Regions from separate parts of the Mus musculus genome. Here all the other regions are linked to region 3. The links are chromatin contacts, found by Hi-C or POLR2A ChIA-PET in ENCODE. All regions are on one chromosome and are shown on one strand. Each heading gives the region's core, a stretch centred on a gene start or an enhancer-like site at or near the end of the contact. The rest is flanking DNA. Distances are from core to core; before and after follow the strand shown. Region 1 holds the start of Slc41a1 (solute carrier family 41, member 1). Region 2 holds the start of Nucks1 (nuclear casein kinase and cyclin-dependent kinase substrate 1). Region 3 holds the start of Rab29 (RAB29, member RAS oncogene family).

Region 1 (3,643 bases), core at 1,099-3,598, 39 kb before region 3:
CCCTGTTCCAATGTGCCAATTCAGGCTGGGTGGCACATGCTTTTAATCCCGATGTTTGAAGGCAGAGGCAGAGATGGAAGCAGAGGTACGCAGATCTCTGGGAGTTTGAGGCAGCCTGGTCTGCAGAGTGAATTCTAGGTCAGCCAGGGCTACACAGAGAGACTATGTTTCAAAAACAAAAAGATGCCATGGCAGATTCATAAAATAACAATACCTGGAAACAACTGAAATCTGCATCAACGGATGCAAATTGCCCTGTGCTCGCTTAGTGACATCACGCTGCAATGAAGGTGAATTAACAAATGGTACTGGGGTTGGGGATTTAGCTCAGTGGTAGAGCGCTTGCCTAGCAAGCGCAAGGCCCTGGGTTCGGTCCTCATCTCTGGAAAAGAAAAACAAAACAAACAAACAAAAAACAAATGGTACCATGTGTGATGTATGAGTAAGAGAAACTAAGCACAGAATAGTAGTGCCTCCTGAGAGGTTCTGTTATAGAAAGTCCAAGCGCTCACAGACAAAATGAACAGTGTCAGACAGAGGCCACCCTAGGGAAGAGGGTGAGAGAGTGACCAAGGGAGCTTCTGGGGTGGCAGTAATGACTGAATTCTTCCTTTTGGTGGTGGTTTCATCAGCCTGTTCCCTGTACCATAATTTGGTGGTCCATACTCTAGGTTTTACGCACTTTCCCATATGTTCAGTTTACTTCGACTAAAAAGAAAAACTTTTCAAGTAGATAAAGAGTATGGGGGTGGAAATAAGAGAAGGACAAAGATTTTGTTTTTAAGTTGCTATTGGATGAAAGTTTTTGGCCTTGAGGCAGAGTCTCAACTGTATAACTCTAACTATGAGGCACTGTCTCTTGGTAGACCCAGACGACCTCATATTTGTAGAGTCTCCTGCTTCTGTCTCCCAAGGGCTAAGACTGCCAACACTCAGGCAGCCATATAATCAGTCTTAGTTTTCCTCTCAATCTATACTCATTGTGCACAAAAACTGGTCCTTCTGGCGAAGACCTAGTGTTGCCCAATCTAGGAGTAACTTCCATATCCAAACATAGACTTGGCTGTGAAACCAAAATTGGAGTTCAACTACAGTGACATTTGCTGGGCCCTTAAAAAATATAGACCTTTGATATCCTAGCAGCGGAGCTGAGCCCGGGGTTGCTGGATTAGCAGGTGGGGACAGGTTTTTGTGGCTACATTTGTTATCATTGTCCAAAGGAATGGCCCTCTCCAGTTGCTGTTGAGCATGTGTGCTCAGTAGCCAGCACTCTTTTTCTCTCCTATATACATCCTATCCTTATTCAACGGTCTAGAGAAATGCTCAATTGCCCCAAGGAACCTTTCTAGGGAAGAAAGTGACAGGAAAGGAACCTCTGGTCATAGGCTCTATGGTCTAGAAAAATGCTCAGTTGCCCCAAGGAACATTTCTAGGGAAGAAGGTGACAGGAAAGGAACCTCTGGTTATAGACTCTACCGATGAAGGGGGAAAGGCTGGAAATGGGAGTTCCTTTATAGGGAGGTCACATCCCCTTCACAAAAACAACCCAAAGAGAACTAACTGGTACTGATTTTGGATTGATGAAGTGAAGACACCCCAGGGAGGAAGTGGCAAAAGCGAGGATGAAAACACTTTGATTCCACAAGGTGCGTCAGGGAAAGTTGGCGTTCATTTCGCCCGGGATGGAGACTTCTCTCCCACGGGGCCACGATTGGGTCAAAGGAAACCCCCGCTCCCCTCCGCCCTTACCTCATTGGTGTGTGTAGCCCCAGCCATGAGTCTACCAAATTTTCCCTCCAGTCTGCCCATCCCCACCCCTATCAAGGCTGGAACTTTATTAAGGCAGATTAAGGTTCGGTCAGTCGCCCAGAGGAACAAGGAACCTGGAAGGAGAGATGAGGAGCCTGATGAATAGGAACTGTGCCCAGGAAGAAGGTAGGGACTGGGCGTGGAGAAGGAACACGCGATGGCTGCTGCGGCCCGGGCGATCGCCAGCTGGCCGGCTCAAAGGGGTGGTTTCGGGTCTTCTGGAAGGCCCAGAGGCTCACTAGAGATAGTCAAGATTCAGGAGTACATGCGTAGCAGAACGCTCGCCTTGAGAGGCCGTGGGAACTCAGGAGCGCAGCACCCGCCCGCGCTTGAGCACCGCGAGCCCACAACACCCTCCAATTCTGAGTTCCCGTCACTCTGCTGCGTTTTCCCCCTCACCCCGCCCCCAGCTCAAGAAACGCCGGGGAAATGGGCGGGGCCTGGGCGGGGCCCGCCCCTTTTCCTGCTCTGATTGGCTGATGCAGTTGTCCATCCTGACTCTATTCTTGATGGAGGGGGGTTACCACCCGCTCTGCCCCAGATCACGTTTGCCACCCACAGCCAAACACTCTTGTCCAAGTCCGCGGGCAAGAGGCGATTGGGGACGAGCGAGCTCGGCATCTCAGGCCCAGTCCGGTCCACACCAGCCCGAGGCGGAATATCCTGATCGCCCCCCACCAGGCCACCTCCCCTCGTGGAATCGGAGCGGCGGCCTCACAGGAAGGCAGAAGCGAAATGTAGCGAGCCGGGTGTCGCGGTTGGACGCTCGCCTTGCCTGGGGGTGTAGCGGGGAACACGCGGGGGCTCGAGGAGGACGGCTGAGGGGGAGGAGTGATGAGAAGAGGGGGTACCCTACATCCCCCAATTCCGCGGGCCCCTGCTACCACTCTCCAGGCGCCCTTTCTCCCCAGCAAGGCGCAGGTCAGTGTTGTTGGGTCTGGGAGGGAGGGAGACGAGGGCGGGGGACTCCAGGACGCAGTGCTTTTGCAGTCTTGAGTTGCCGGGAGTCGGCGGAAATCAACTAGGCACTCCTCCTCCCCACCCCTGTAGTTGGGGATACCTAAACCGGGCTTTTTTGTCCATCCCCGCTTGGAAAGGAGACGCGGCTTCCTAGAGCCTGAGGCCCATCGGTAGTGGCTTTACTGCTGATGTAGTTGAGAGACTGGCCTGCTCCCCTTGCTAGCCCCCTTCCAGGTCAAAGTGGCCTGCCAGAAAGACGGGAGGGAGGGGGCAGTCAGGTTTTAGCGAAGGAACTCAGAAACTTTGCTGGCTCGGGGGCGGTGGACTCAGACTGAGTGTTTCCTCTTGGCTGACTAGTGAGGATCTTTGAAAACAACGGTGCTGTGTTAAGGTGGCTTGGCTGGTGACCGAGTTAGTGGAAGACTCATAACTTGGGCCCTAGAGTTTGATTCTGCCTTAACCAAACTGGAGTTGACTAATTGTGAGTGTTTGGAATACTAACAGCCTGTTCATCATACCTGCAAAACCCTCTGGATTTTTTTTTTTTTTTTTTTTTACTATTGAGAGCCATGCTGGTGAAATGCAACAAGTTGGTGGCAATTCGTGGGGATTCCTTTAAGCTAAGAAAAGCAGGGCAGGCAAAGACAGACATGATTTGGGAGTAAATGCATATTAGCTTGTGACACTTGGATTTGCCTGACTTTGTTTTTCTTTCCTCTTTCTACACCTTTTACCGATGATATTTTTGTTTTTAAGAGTTACACCATGTCTGGCTGTCAGTAACCCGAGAGGAAAGGGGGAAGGCCAGGCAACCAAAAATGTAGGAATAAACAGTAGCTTCACCCTCTGTCTCTTCAATCTAGTTAACTGCCGG
Region 2 (3,790 bases), core at 926-3,425, 43 kb after region 3:
TGGTATACACACATGCACCCATGCACACACACACACCAGAGACATATAAAAAAAATTTTAGAGATGGGTTTTGGTGGTGGTTATGCAACAACATGAATGTCCTTAATGCCACAGAAGTGTAAATGGCTAAGACCGCACATTTTATGTAAATTTCCTTTTGTGTAGCCCTGACTGTTCTCAAACTTGCTCTGTAGACCAGGCTGACCTTGAACTCAGAGAGATCTGCCCATCTCTGCCTCCTGATTGCCAAGATTAAAGTCATTTGCCACCACTACCCAGCTGTTAGAGATTTTTTTTTTTACCATATATTTTTTTAAGTGAAGAGGAAATGACGTTGAACGGAAAGGATCAAGAATAACTTTTAAAATTCTTCTCTTTTGCTGCTTTCTTCCCTTAGATAAGTAGAATTTTACACTGGGAGACTTTCAGGAAGCAGATAGTGATGTGGTTTGTTGCTTAGGGACTATATCTTCACTTGGTTTTGTTGTTGACTCAGGGGCTTTCGCAGTCCAAACTGTCCTCAAACTCCCTATGTAGCCAGGCATGACCTTGAACATCTATCTCCTTGACTGATGGCATTATAGGTGTGTATCCTCTTGTCCAGTTTCAGGAGGTGATGAAGATTGAACTCAGTGCTTACTGTGTGCTGAGCAGTTACTCTCAGCTGAGCAACATCCCCACTCTTCAAGTGAAACACTGGCTCTGGCAAGTATTGAAATCGATTTACAACATCATAAAGTGTGTTAGTTTTCTATCCGTATGACTTGAAATATCAACTTACAAGAATACATTTATTTTTCTACAGTTTCATATGTTTCCATTGAGGGCTGCTTGGTCCTAGGGCTTTGTGTCTGTAGAGAGCAAGAGCATCATGGTGAAAAGCATTTCAGCAAAGTGAAACAGATGACATTGTGTTTACAGGCTGCAAGCAAGAAAGACAGAGGGTGGTCAAGTCAAGGTTCCCACATCATGTTAAAGTGCTCACTCCTAATGTCCTAACTTCTACCAGGTCCTGCCTCTTAAATCTTTGGCATATGGGTCCCTAGGGAACATGGAATCCAAACTATAACAGGAAGTAAATCCTAGATATTAATACAAAGATACTGTGCTCTACTTCTGATTTAGGCATTCAGTCTTGAGGCAACTCGAACTACTTTTTTTTTTTTAAGATTTATTTATTTATTATATATGAGTACACTGTAGCTGTCTTCAGACACACCAGAAGAGGGCATCAGATCTCATTACAAATGGTTGTAAGCCACCAGGTGGTTGCTGGGATTTGAACTCCGGGACCTCTGGAAGAGCAGTCAGTGCTCTTAACCACTGAGCCATCTCTCCAGCCTCCCTGCCCCCCCCCCCCGAACTAATTTTATCTTCTATTAAAAACGGAACCTAACACTTAAGCCCAGACTAAAGGCCTTTCAACATAGCACCTTGTTTAGTTCTAGTAATAAGGTAGCCTTGTATCCTACTCTACTCATCATAAAACTGAGGTGCACAGAGGAAACCTAGTTAAGTACTAAGTGGTGGACTTAGAATTTTGAAGCAAGCGTTTTGTCACCAGTCTCCCTCTTAACCATTAATCACCTCTTTCTCTTTGAAATGCTAATATCAGAAATTGAGGTTTTAATGAGTGTTAAGTAGCTCTCAAAGATCAGATTGGGTAGAAGATATTCCTTGTGAACCCAACTCTCTACTTCAGCAGCGTGACTGAGCCCTGGGAGGTTAACGCTGAAGTCAGAGTACAGGATTTCTAAGATTAAGGTCAAATTTTTGAACCTAAGTAATTTCCCTCCAATTCTTAAGTGACGAATCTGCTGCCTATCCCATGAGTCTTGCAATTAGCTGATTTGCAAAATAATCAAGTCAGGAGAAATTAAATCCATTACAGAACCACCTAGTCCACAGAGAACTCTATATAAATCAGGTTATTTGGCAGGGGGTCCAAGATATAACCCAAGCCGAATCTGCAGCTCTGGCGTGGAAGACAGGGGGCGGGCAATCGGCGACCATTTTTGTTTTGCGGCCGTGCGCTCTCAGCGCATCTTGACTAACAGGACCCCATGGAGGAGGCGGGGCCTATCCGGGAGTGGGGCGGGGCTGGGAGGCGTGATGATTCAAATGGACTAATGACTAGGGCGCATCTGACAGGAGTCACCAATGAGCGGGCGTGCTGGGGCGGAGCGCACAAACCCTACGGGGTTTGGTTGCACCGCGGCTTTGGCGCATTTTCGGCTGGTTTGATTCATCCATTTTGAAGAGACGGGGGAGCGGGGGGCTCGTCAGATCCAGGGACCTCAAACCAGCAGCCGCCGACTCTTGAGAAGCCAGCAGCCCGGGGCTCGGCAGCAGCGGCCCCGCCGGCCGGAGCGGGGGGGTGGGGCGCCGAGTGCGCGGGGAGGGGGGTCCTGGTCCTCGGCTCCTCGACTTGGTCGCGCCTCGACAGCGAACATGTCTCGGCCTGTCAGGTCAGTGCGGAGTCCAAGGCCCGGGGCGGGCCGAACGGGCTGGGGTGAGTGGCGAAGGACCTGGGCAACGGGCCTGGAGTCGTGCTCCTGACTACCACGCGCGGCCTTCTGTCGGGGGCCGCGCGCGCCCTTGCGCGTGGGTGCTCGGCGGCGCGCAGGATGGCGGCGGCGCGCACGGGCGCGTCGCCTCCACCCCGCAGGGTCCGGGTCGGCTCCGCGGCCGCCCCCACCTCCGCCATGGCCCTGGCGTGGGCTTGGCGCGCACCAGGCACACCATAGGCCGCACCCCTGGGCCCTGTTGGAGCCTACGGCCGACCCGGGTGCGAACACGGAGGACTCGGTCCTCCAGAGGCTCGCCGGCTTAGCGTTTTGGCGAGCGAGTTGCTTGTGCCCCGCCGCCCGGCCCCGCCTCCATTCTCGGGGTCGCGGCAGGCCCCGCCTCCTAGCCCGGCCTGGGCGGAACCCACGTTTTCCTTTCCCCTTGGGGCAAAAGTGAGTTTTGACACTGAGCCCCGTAAAATAAGGGCCACAGCCTCTCCCCACTTGGGAGTTCTGAACGCATTAACCCCAAGTTTTCTCTTTCCACCGCTTGCAGACAAATGCCCTTCCTCCAGGGACGTGCTTGTTAACCCAAATCCCGTGTGGTTCTCGTTCCCCCTCACCCCGCAGTACGCGTCTCTTGCTACTTCTGTAACCCTCTCTTTCCCCGTGTGACGTTAATCGTAAATGGACTACGATCCACTAGCGATCAGACTTTTATTCACATGGCTTCAAGAAGTTTTCGGTTTCCCCTCACTCGGTGGGCTCCCCTTTAATGCCCTCCAGAGCTGTTGTATAGAATGTGGCTTGGGTGGAGGGTGTGGTTTAGTCCAATCTATTAAGGCCTGAGAGACAGAGGGACAGAGACCGAGACCAAAGTCAATAGATGTTACTTGTAAAGGAGCTTTACCTGGCCCCATTGCCTTTAGTTCTTAACTATTTTTACAGTTATGAATTCATTTCAAGTTTTGGTATCGAAAGTATCCCAATACCAAGGAGAGGTTTGGATCTGGCAACGGTTTTGTGCCCCACTATGTCTCCTTGACAAGATAATCTATTGGTGGTAGATTACCACCCCTCCCACTCGCGAGAGGGAACTGCGGAGGATGAATTACCTACCAGCTTGCTTTTTCCATTCTGTTTTAACCTGCACCTCCAAATTACCATGTCTTCTGTGTGATGTTTGGGAAGTAGTCAATATGACTGTTCCAGGTTATAGTGAGTTCTTTGAGGACATAAATCTAACCAAACTGTACCACCAACTCAAATTACTTTTTTCTAGA
Region 3 (3,654 bases), core at 871-3,370:
GCAGTTAAAAGCACTGATTGCTCTTCCAGAGGTCCTGAGTTCAATCCCCAGCAACCACATGCTGGCTCACAACCATCTGTAATTGGGTTCGATGCTCTCTTCTGGTGTGTCTGAAGACAGCAACCATAAAATAAATCTTTAAAAAAATATAAAGCTGGGCGTGGTGGTGCATGCCTTTAATCCCAGCACTCAGGAGGCAGAGGCAAGCGGATTTCTGAGTTCGAGGCCAGCCTGGTCTACAAAGTGAGTTCCAGGACAGCCAGAGCTACACAGAGAAACCCTGTCTCGAAAAACAAACAAACAAACAAAAACAAAAACAAAAAACAAAAAATATATATATAAAGAACAAATAAAGTGAAAACAGATATACTTGAAGCCATGACTTAAAGACTATAGAATAATTAACCCAGAGACCAATCCTTAGGAAATGTTTAAAGGGATAGGATAGGGAGATCCCAGAAAAGAAAATTTAAAAAGTGATCACCAGAAGAAACAGCAGCACAGAAGCACAAGGCAATAAATGCCAAAGAGTGTTGAACAATGGCAAAGCAGTAACAACTAACGCAATCCTTAAAGGTGAGTGGAGGAGAGAGGACTGGCAAACGTGGTGATTAGAACAAAGAACATCGAGGGGGGGGAGTTATATGGAAATGTTGTAATGGAAGGTATTACTTTGTTTACTAACTTTAAATTTCCAGTTTTTAAGAGAGAGGAAGGGAGAGAGTAGTGGAAGAAACCAGCCCCAAATGTGTACGAGCTTGCGCACATGAGCACACACACAAAGCTGCATACTGTGTGCATGCATTCCAGTGGAGGGAGTAGAAGCAGAAACAGAAGCAAATGGATCTGGAGCTCAAAGCCAGCCTGGGCTACATAGACTCTGTCGAAAGGAAAAAAGAAAGAAGAGAAGGAGAAGGAGGAGGGAGAGGAGGAGGAGGAGGGCTGGAGATGTAGCTCCGATGGTAGAGGACTTGCCTAGCATGCCTGGATTTACTCTCCAAAACTACAAAACTGGATGTTGTTACAATTGAACCACAAGTTCTATGGTCTACTGTCAGAAGTTGACACCAACTTAGGCTACAGAAAATCCTCTCTCAAACAAAAAACAAACAAACAAACAAACAAACAACAACAAAACAGCCAAAAGGGGAAAAAAGTGAAGCTTATTCTACTAGCCACAATTTCTAGCTAAAGGACAGGCAGGACAGAAAAATTACAGGTAGGAAAAGTAAAAATATTTGCCAATCATTTTATGAGTATTCAGAATTAATAGCAGCAACAAAAGGAAATGTCCTGGTGCTCAAACGCTATGCGTGGCTGGTGTAAGAAATGTGGAAGTGTCAATGAGGAACTATCTCTTGTTTATTCTGCATTGTTATTGCTATAGCTAGTTATTAAGTGTTGTAACTTTTGACATAGATTTTTTTTAAAAGGTTGATCTTTTGGGTCAAATGTCCCCAAATGTGCCTGTTATTGGTCATATGGAAAATTTGACCTTGTCTTTACAAGGCTCGAGATTTGACTCTGTAGTTAAGACAACAGGAAATGGACTTCACTTGGAACTTGGACATTTATCTTTGTGTTATAAAACCTTTAAAATATGGCTAATAAGAAAGGCCGTCTAGAAATCTTTAAAATGTGATTTTAAGAAAACATCTGGGGGAAAGATTTAGACAGGAGAGATCATGGTCTACGTAGTTCAGGGTGACCCAAAGTTGCTTCCAATCTCTTGTCTTGCTCTGGGGAGAGGAAGTGGTGGGGTTAGGGGTCCTTGAACACACTTGTTGCAGAAGACGATGGATGAACTAGGGTTTTATGATCCTCCTATTTCCATCTCCCCAAGGCCTGGATTGCAAACCTGTGCTTCGACGCCAAACTTTAGAATTGTTTTTAAATAGATTTCTAAATTCTTTAAAGTTTGAAAACCTTAAAACTTTTATGTAAATTTGCTCAAGATAGCTAGGAAACTACATTTCCCAAGAGTGTACGTGGCAAGTCGCCACACTGGTCTGGTCGCTTTACCAAGAGGCACACTGGGAAATGTAGTTCTCCGAGCAGTGGGGCTCACAACGTTTTTGACGGAAGACTGGGAAGTGCGCCGCCAGTGGCAGGACGGGGACCGGACAAGGACTCTGCACAACCTCAATTTTGTGTGTGCGGTCCGAGAAAGGGTCTAAGTCATCTGTACTTCTCTAAGCAAGGTGCTGGCCACGGTTCAATGCTGGCGAGCGACTCGGAGGTCCCTGAAAGGAAGGTGCCAATCGCGGAGGGTCGAGCTGGTACCCGCCCCACCCAGGCTGCGGCCGCGCGGGGAGGAAGCGCGCACAGGCCGAGTGCAAAAGTTTCCTTTTCTGCTTTCCAGTCAGAGAAGCTTCAACCAACCGAGGGTGGAGATGCCTGACTTCAATTGGAAGAGAACCCGGGAGCCAAAGGGGTTGAAATAAGCGACTTCCCGGAAAAACAAACTATCAAAAAACCTCTCCCCACCACTAGCCATGGGCAGCCGAGATCACCTGTTTAAAGTGCTGGTGGTGGGGGACGCCGCCGTTGGCAAGACGTCTCTGGTCCAGCGCTACTCCCAGGACAGCTTCAGCAAGCACTACAAGTCCACCGTGGGAGGTGAGCGGTCACGGGTGACTAGGAGCAGGGGTCGAGGCTCGCAGCCGGTAGCCTCTGGGTACCGAGGTTGCCTCTAAGGGGTCCCCAGCCTACCTACAAAGATAGGGCCAAAGTATACAGGTGAGAGATGGTGAAGGGGTCTGAGCCGGGGACTATTCACCGCAGAGAGCAGAGCCCTCCCGCAGCCATGCGCTGCCCAGAGCAACTTCTCCAGTCAGCAAAGTCAGCTGAGTCCCGGTTCAAGTGCAGGCTGGGGCAGTTACCCTGCTTCCTACCAGCATCCGACGGGTGTTGAGGAAAGAACCCCGTTACCTTAGGAGGAAAGCCCAGGAGCTAAGCAGTCAGAGGTGTGGGGAAGACTGGAGGACAGATTCCGGTCAGGTCTGATGAGCCCTATGGTGTCATTAGTGAACTGAGTGGGAAATGTGAGGAATTCACGAAAGAATGTGAAATACCCTCGAGTGGCCTGTCGTCTTCTCTTGCACTGGGGAAGGCAGGGAGGAAGAGAGAAAGAAGCACTAAAAGTAAATTCATTTCTTTCCCAGTGTGGCCTTTGGACTCTGCTGAACTGTCCACCTGTCGGTCTGTCTACCCCAAACACACAGACACAGACACAGATACACACAGACACACACACACCTCCACCACCACCACAAGGAGAAGGTAGTTAACAAGGTTACAGTAATGTGAAAGAATAAAATTACATTTGTTTTTTTTATTTTGTTTTGTTTGAGACAGGGTTTCTCTGTATAGCCCTGGCTGTCCTGGAACTCACTCTGTAGACCAGGCTGGCCTTGAACTCAGAAATCTGCCTGCCTCTGCCTCCCAAGTGCTGGGATTAAAGGCATGCGCCACCACGCCCAGCACATAAAATTACATTTGTACCAACACAGATTTACATGTGAAAGTTTTTTTATTAACTCTTTTCTTTGAAATGAAAACTTTATAGAATATTTCAAAAACTGTTTCCTGACTACTTTGCCCACCACTCCTAAATACAAGTCCTTATTTCATGGATTTTGGGTTAAAAATGTC

The links. A loop is a pair of places that touch in the nucleus more often than their neighbours do. ChIA-PET counts read pairs that join two places held with the same protein, here RNA polymerase II (POLR2A).
Region 1: a map of heart shows a loop between it and region 3 (4-fold over the local background). The contact joins the promoter of Slc41a1 here to the promoter of Rab29 in region 3. A Hi-C loop is called at or near these places in 6 of 37 maps with a recorded cell type or tissue (heart, regulatory T cell and v-Abl transformed pro-B cells). POLR2A ChIA-PET finds 5 or more read pairs at or near these places in 4 of 5 experiments (Patski and embryonic stem cell).
Region 2: a loop to region 3 is called in a map of heart, with 8 times the contacts of the local background. The contact joins the promoter of Nucks1 here to the promoter of Rab29 in region 3. A Hi-C loop is called at or near these places in 8 of 37 maps with a recorded cell type or tissue (T-helper 1 cell, T-helper 2 cell, gastrocnemius and 2 more). POLR2A ChIA-PET finds 5 or more read pairs at or near these places in 1 of 5 experiments (Patski).

What each region holds. Positions count from the first base shown.
Region 1 is chr1:131,825,664-131,829,306 of GRCm38, forward strand. Slc41a1 (solute carrier family 41, member 1) reads left to right here and starts at 2,349. Exons shown (of 11, transcript NM_173865.3): 1 at 2,349-2,730.
Region 2 is chr1:131,908,283-131,912,072 of GRCm38, forward strand. It overlaps Nucks1 (nuclear casein kinase and cyclin-dependent kinase substrate 1), which reads left to right and starts at 2,176. Exons shown (of 7, transcript NM_175294.3): 1 at 2,176-2,468. The coding sequence starts at 2,452.
Region 3 is chr1:131,865,157-131,868,810 of GRCm38, forward strand. Rab29 (RAB29, member RAS oncogene family) reads left to right here and starts at 2,121. Exons shown (of 6, transcript NM_144875.2): 1 at 2,121-2,254; 2 at 2,363-2,619. The coding sequence starts at 2,496.